Regions from separate parts of the Homo sapiens genome. Here region 2 is linked to region 1. A link is a loop called in an ENCODE intact Hi-C map of the cell type or tissue named here. Cell type or tissue: A673. All regions are shown on one strand. Links, peaks and the distances in the headings refer to the core of each region. The heading gives the core; the rest is flanking DNA. Region 1 has its middle 200 kb from the start of NOVA1. Region 2 overlaps NOVA1-DT (NOVA1 divergent transcript).

The links. A loop is a pair of places that touch in the nucleus more often than their neighbours do. Peaks named below come from ENCODE experiments on the same cell type or tissue, not always from the same donor. Only the 100,000 strongest peaks of a DNase experiment are listed, where the experiment ranks them.
Region 2: it touches region 1 in a loop (4-fold over the local background); 14 of 110 quality-filtered maps call a loop at or near these places.

The regions. Positions count from the first base shown.
Region 1 is chr14:26,400,765-26,403,692 of GRCh38, reverse strand. No RefSeq gene overlaps it. Among named protein-coding and RNA genes, the nearest start is that of NOVA1, 200 kb to the left of the region's middle. In A673, for the core only: no CTCF peak of the experiment used is centred there; no DNase peak of the experiment used is centred there.
Region 2 is chr14:26,729,686-26,732,613 of GRCh38, reverse strand. The region is part of intron 3 of NOVA1-DT (NOVA1 divergent transcript); the gene reads right to left. Among named protein-coding and RNA genes, the nearest start is that of LINC02293, 78 kb to the left of the region's middle. In A673, for the core only: a CTCF peak has its summit at 1,169 (motif pointing right); a DNase peak (open chromatin) is centred at 1,193.

The DNA of each region.
Region 1 (2,928 bases), core at 225-2,724:
CAGCAAAGAGCATGTATATTCTATCCCTGAGATGATTGATTTCTCCACTTTTGCACTTCAGCTTTTCCTTACAGCTCTTAGCTATTTCCTGCGAAAAACAAAACAACCACCCACTACCGACAACAATAAAACTACTTAAACTTTCTATATTGGAACTTTGCCTTTGTTTGTTTCTTATCTAACCAAAAGAACTCCTTCAGTGGTCTTTCTCTGCTCTTTTTTACTTTCCATGTTTGAATGTGCTTTATATGTGCTCTTAAGTCCATTGTATAGATGTCTTTTGCTTCATTGTCTCTATCACATATTAGAAGGGTAAAGAGGAAACACTTGTTTTTTTGTCTTTCTATTGTTGTTTTGGACAAGCATTGAGGGACAGTATCTCTCTTCTTCATTCTTAGCCATTTGGTTTCTGTGGCATTCTCACCTCTAATTTTAGATGTCAGCCTTGATTGGCCCATTTCCTCTAACCAAGGGACTGGTTCAAGGATGGGAATGTAATTGTATCAGATTCTACGACTTAATAGAAGATATTTCTAAGAAAGAGGAGCTTCCTCTTCTCTGGGAGTTAAAAATCAGTCTTTCTTTTCTGGTTGGCATGTTGAAGATGTACCATTCAGAACCACCGGGGAAGCACTGTGGCATCCTGCTGGGAGAGAAAGAGCTGCTTTGCCACAGTGTGGAACCTGAGGATAAACCTCCTTTAAGAAACATAAGTGTAGATAGACTAAGAAATTATGCCTTTGCACTATCATTTAAACTGCTGGAGCAAGCTTCCAGTGAAGCCAACCTCTGGCTTTTTCAGTTATGGGAGACAACCAATTCCCTCTATTGTATACATCAACTTGCATTGGGTTCGCTGCCACTGGAAACTACAAGTTTTCTCACTGGTGTATAAACCATGGACTGAATCAACATAAACCTGTATTTGAATTCCGACTACGTTACATTACATTACAACCCAAACAGTCATACAAACTTTCTCTGTCTTGTTTTTTCCATCTAAAAAATGAAGATAACATCCACTTCTCATGTATGTGCAAGTATATATGTGTATGTGTATATATATATATATATGATGTGCATGTGTGCCTATATATATATGATGTGTATGTGTGTGTGTATATATATATATATATATATATATATATATATATATATATATGTCGGTATTCTATGCCACATGTCTGGAAAGAGTTGTGATTCACCAGAGGTAGGTGGCGAGTAGCTATTTGCAAAGCTGAATTATGAATCTCTGATTTAATACACCTTTCTAGAGCTACAGAGTTTTATTTCCATTTGACAAAGATCTGTGGAGCTCTTACCAAGTTGTGACAAGCAGCCATTTTTCCCCACTTCGATGAGCTCATACTGTTGCTAGGCTGTGTCTTGTAAATCAGGAGAAATCATCATATAAATTCTTCTGGAGGGGGAGTTGGATATGTCAGCTAATCTCTGCCACATTAATTTCCAGTGGATCATTTTATACAAATTATATTACTTCCTCCCTGGGGTGGGAGGTGGGGGCAGAATCAATGGGGAGGAAGAGAGGTGGAGAGAAGAAAGGCTAATAGAAAGCTATACTATGTTTTCTTGACTTTCACATATACAGAAGGAATGGAAGGAAACATCTTACTACGACATGGGGCATAGAAATATTTAAATTGAAGACACTCAAGACTTTTATCTAAAATTCAAGAGACCCAACCTTGATTTCTAGACCTTATTGGGAATGCAGCAAACACAAGCATAATCCTCCTATTTCCAAACAGAGAGAAATCTAGTCACTGTTTTTCTGGTGATGGACAAACACCATTGAGTAGAAAGCACTATTAGAAGTGCTAAGGGGCAGATGGCTGATTGCACAATCATCTAGAACCAGGACCTGCTAATGTTTACCATCCTGAGCTGTGAATGAGGACAAGGTGCTGGGGACGTAACTCCAGGTTTATCTGATGGCTTGTCAGCAAATGCTGTAACATTTTCATCACCCAGGCTGACAAGTTGTGCCGAATCAGGAAATAACTTGTTTTGAGGCATGCAGATGTCTCTGCGTGTCTTGTAAACAATCTGGGGGGTGGGGGGAATTGAACAACAAAGGGCAGCTTTGCAGATCACAGCCCAGGATGATTGCTTGACAGGTCTGTGCCAACTCTGCTGGCGATCAAATAAAAACGAGCCGTTCCCCTTCTCTGAGGACTCCGTATTTTTAAAGGGGAATAATAAATGCAAAGCTGTGCAAAGCCTGGCTGGGGGAAATGTGAAATCCATCTCCTATCATTTGCATAACATAATCAGCAGTGCTCTGCTAATCAGGCTGGGGGAGGCAGTTGGAACACGTGTTTCATAGAGAGGTCCTGGAGCACGCCCCAAAGTGCATGCTGCGCCTTCCTGAGCTCTAACCCCTGGGTGACTGACACACTCTTGACACACTCTCCCCTCCCCCAGGACTGAAGACCACTAAAGCTGGCATCCCATTCTCACTGGTTTTTCCACGAGAAGGGAGAACCATATCACAGCAACATCTGCCTGCATTACCTGCGTCTGTCTTTTAAAAGAAACTGGCATTTGCCCAGCTTATAGCTGTGTGCATGGGAACATGACTGAGTAGGAGCAGTCCATACCATTTCTTCCTTTGTGCTTGAATGACCCATATTTCAGGGATGCAGCCCTGGCCATTTCGGAAGGTGTCTGGAGACCGAGGTAATTCATATCATTGTAATTCTACAGCACAAAGTGCCACTGGGTCCACTTTGTATTAATGTTTCCATGGCAATCCGATACTTGACATTTTATTTAAACTATTAATCTAGCATGGCTCACCAGCCAGTGTGAGGAAAGTTGAACCCCAAGATTTCACTTCTGGAATCAATATTAAACCAATAGGTAAGATGCATAATTAACTTTCACGGTTTTAAAAATCCAGCCACA
Region 2 (2,928 bases), core at 150-2,649, 330 kb before region 1:
TGGATCACTTGAGGCCAGGCGTTTGAGACCATCCTGGGCAACATGGAAAAACCCCATCTCTACTGAAAATACAAAAATTAGCTGGGCATGGTGGCATGTGACTATAGTCCCAGCTACACGGGAGGCTGAGGCACGAGAATTGCTTGGGCCTGGGGGCATAGGTTACAGTGAGCCAAGATTGCACCACTGCACTCCATCCTGATGACAGAGTGAGACCCTGTCTCAAGAAAGAAAGAAGTCTCAAGAAAGAAAGAGAGAGAGAGAGACAGAGAGAGGGAGGGAGGGAGGAAGGAAGGAGGGAGGGAGGGAATGAAGGAAGGAAGGAGAAAGAAAGAAAGGAAAGAAAGAAAGAAAGCAAATAAAGAAAAGAAAGAAAGAAAGAAAGAAAAGAAAGAAAGAAAGAAAGAAAGAGAAAGAAAGAAAGAGGAATGATGTTGGATACTCTACGTGTCTCCTAAAATTACTTCCATAGTTTAAGAAGTACAAACATGGCCATGATAAGGAAACATTCAGTTTTGTTTTTCCGATCAAACTTTGCTTCTAAGTAGAGAGAGACCAAATTAAATCATGGTGTTGGTGAATCATGCCAGTGTTCTTGGAAGGGGGGACTTAGTGTGACTTTCAGATCTAGACTGAACTGTGGTGGGCAAGAAATGGAAAAAGGGATCTAGATCTTAGAGCTTATTCTCTAATTTATTTTTCTTTTCCAGATTGAACTATTTTCTTTTCAACTACCATCGGCTCACACCACACACAAAACACATTTTTATTCAACCCTAAAGTTTGCAGATTCTTTTGAAACAGAGGAATTTAAAACCCATTAATGGTATTTATTTCTCATTCACTCTTCCACTGGTCACCCTGATCTTTAGTTTATTCTGCCTTATGATCTACCCTATACATGACTAATGGTATTATATGATGCTCCTCCAGTACTGTTTTTTATACTATTATTACCCTGGCTCCTTATAATATTATTAGCCAAATGTCCTTACCTTGCCAGCCTTTGAGTATGATATAAATTATATTTTTGTTTAATAATCCCCATCAGAATGTCCCAATTACTTATGTCCCTTCAGAGAGCCTTGTTTCTCTACTCAGTAACATTTCTGCGTGTTTTATTATAGTCTGGAATATTTCAATCTCTCCAGTGTCTCCACCAGGTGGCCCCACTGCCTCCATTACTGCTGCTGACCCTCCTAAGACTAGGCCTCCATTTTTCACAGCTGTCCTCAAGTGGGGGCCATTGCTAGACCACTGCTCTGGCATTGAAGGATTAGTCAGAATCATCCCTAAATGTTTATTGGTTTTCTTCTCAGCACTGGCCTGGCATAAGCTATACACCCATTTTTATTTCCTATGGCTCAGCAGAGATGAAACTATATATTTAAGATACATAGTTTTTACTAAAGATTTGCGTAAAAATGAAGGTAAAGTGCAAACGGGGAACTACTTACAACGACTGCTAGGTGTCACTACTCTCAGAGCACATAGGCTAAGAGGCTTCCTCAGTAATTTTCATCAGGCCTTCTCCCCATCCATTTCCAATGCTGTCAAAATGAGATTAAAAACCAGGTTACTCCTAACCAGTGGGAATACTTTGACTATGCACAGTTCCTAGTCCAGAATAAAACAGTCACAGAATACAACAAGAAACTTATATTTGTTTTCCCCCAACAAGGTGTAACACATATCCTTAGACCTTATTTCCTGTTTCGGGAGACCACCTTAGATAATAGGGAGACGGTGTATTCTTTTCAACCAAAGCCCTTCTACCTGTCACAGAAGTATATTTTAATTTGATTTCAAGAAGATAATTACACTGGAATATAGAACCTAACATCAACAAATTCTGTAATTATTCAGTCTTAAAAATATTGCCAGCTGTGAACATCAACAACTCAAACTGTGTATGGCTATGCCATGAGGAGATCAGTTCCATGACAGTTTTTCCATAGTAGGAGTTTTAGAAATTGCAGATGAAACTACCAGTATGGTTACAATGCATATCAAGAAAGCTATACTTAATTTCCTAGTCTACAACATCTGCACTCAGGTAACTTCAGCCATCCCTAAGACTATTGCTTTTTGTATACATAACTAAAAGGGTCTTGGTAATTGTTCTCGTATCTTTGGAATAGCTTTTACTGGCTGCTATATCCATGAAAAGCAGGTGGAGGGGGAGAATTATTAGTCTCAATGGGCAAATTTTACACTAGAGTATCCATTCCATGATATAACTTCTAAACTTAGCATCTTTAATCTAATCTTCAAGACCATATAAAAGTTTTCGATCACATAATTCATCAATATATAACTATTTCTTTACACTCTGGCTAAAAATCATCTCCATGATTTTTTTCTTACTGATTGCCACATCACTCCTTCTGCCTGGAATCTAAACTTACAAGTTAGATACAAGAATACAAGCCTGTATTCTTCACTTCCTTCAAAGCCAAGTGCAGCCAATGTTTATTGGTTGCCTTCTCAGCGCCAATTTTCCCCTTTCCCCTTCCTATTAGCATCTTGTTTTCATTTGAGATACAGAATCTTCTGAGGAATTTACTTCTCTCTCAAAGCCAGGGATGGGGCATATGCACTCCATACCCACAAGCCACAGTAATTCATTCAGAAATTCTCCCAGGATAACTCAGCCTCTGGAGAGTAAGAAGAGTGTTTGAAGTTTGGAATTCTGTAATCATTATTGTTTCCAGAAGAGAGGTGCCTGAATATGATGCCAACGTGCCGAGGGCAGCAGACACAAAAGCTTACAAACAAATGGAGCCAGATCCTTGATGACATTTTGTATCCCAGGATGAATTCTTTTCAGAAGCCAGATCTACCTTTGAACTTTCTTGTTACAGGAGCTGATGAATTCCCTTTATTTTTGTATCCGAGTGGGACTTTCTGTTTCTTGCAATGGAGGGT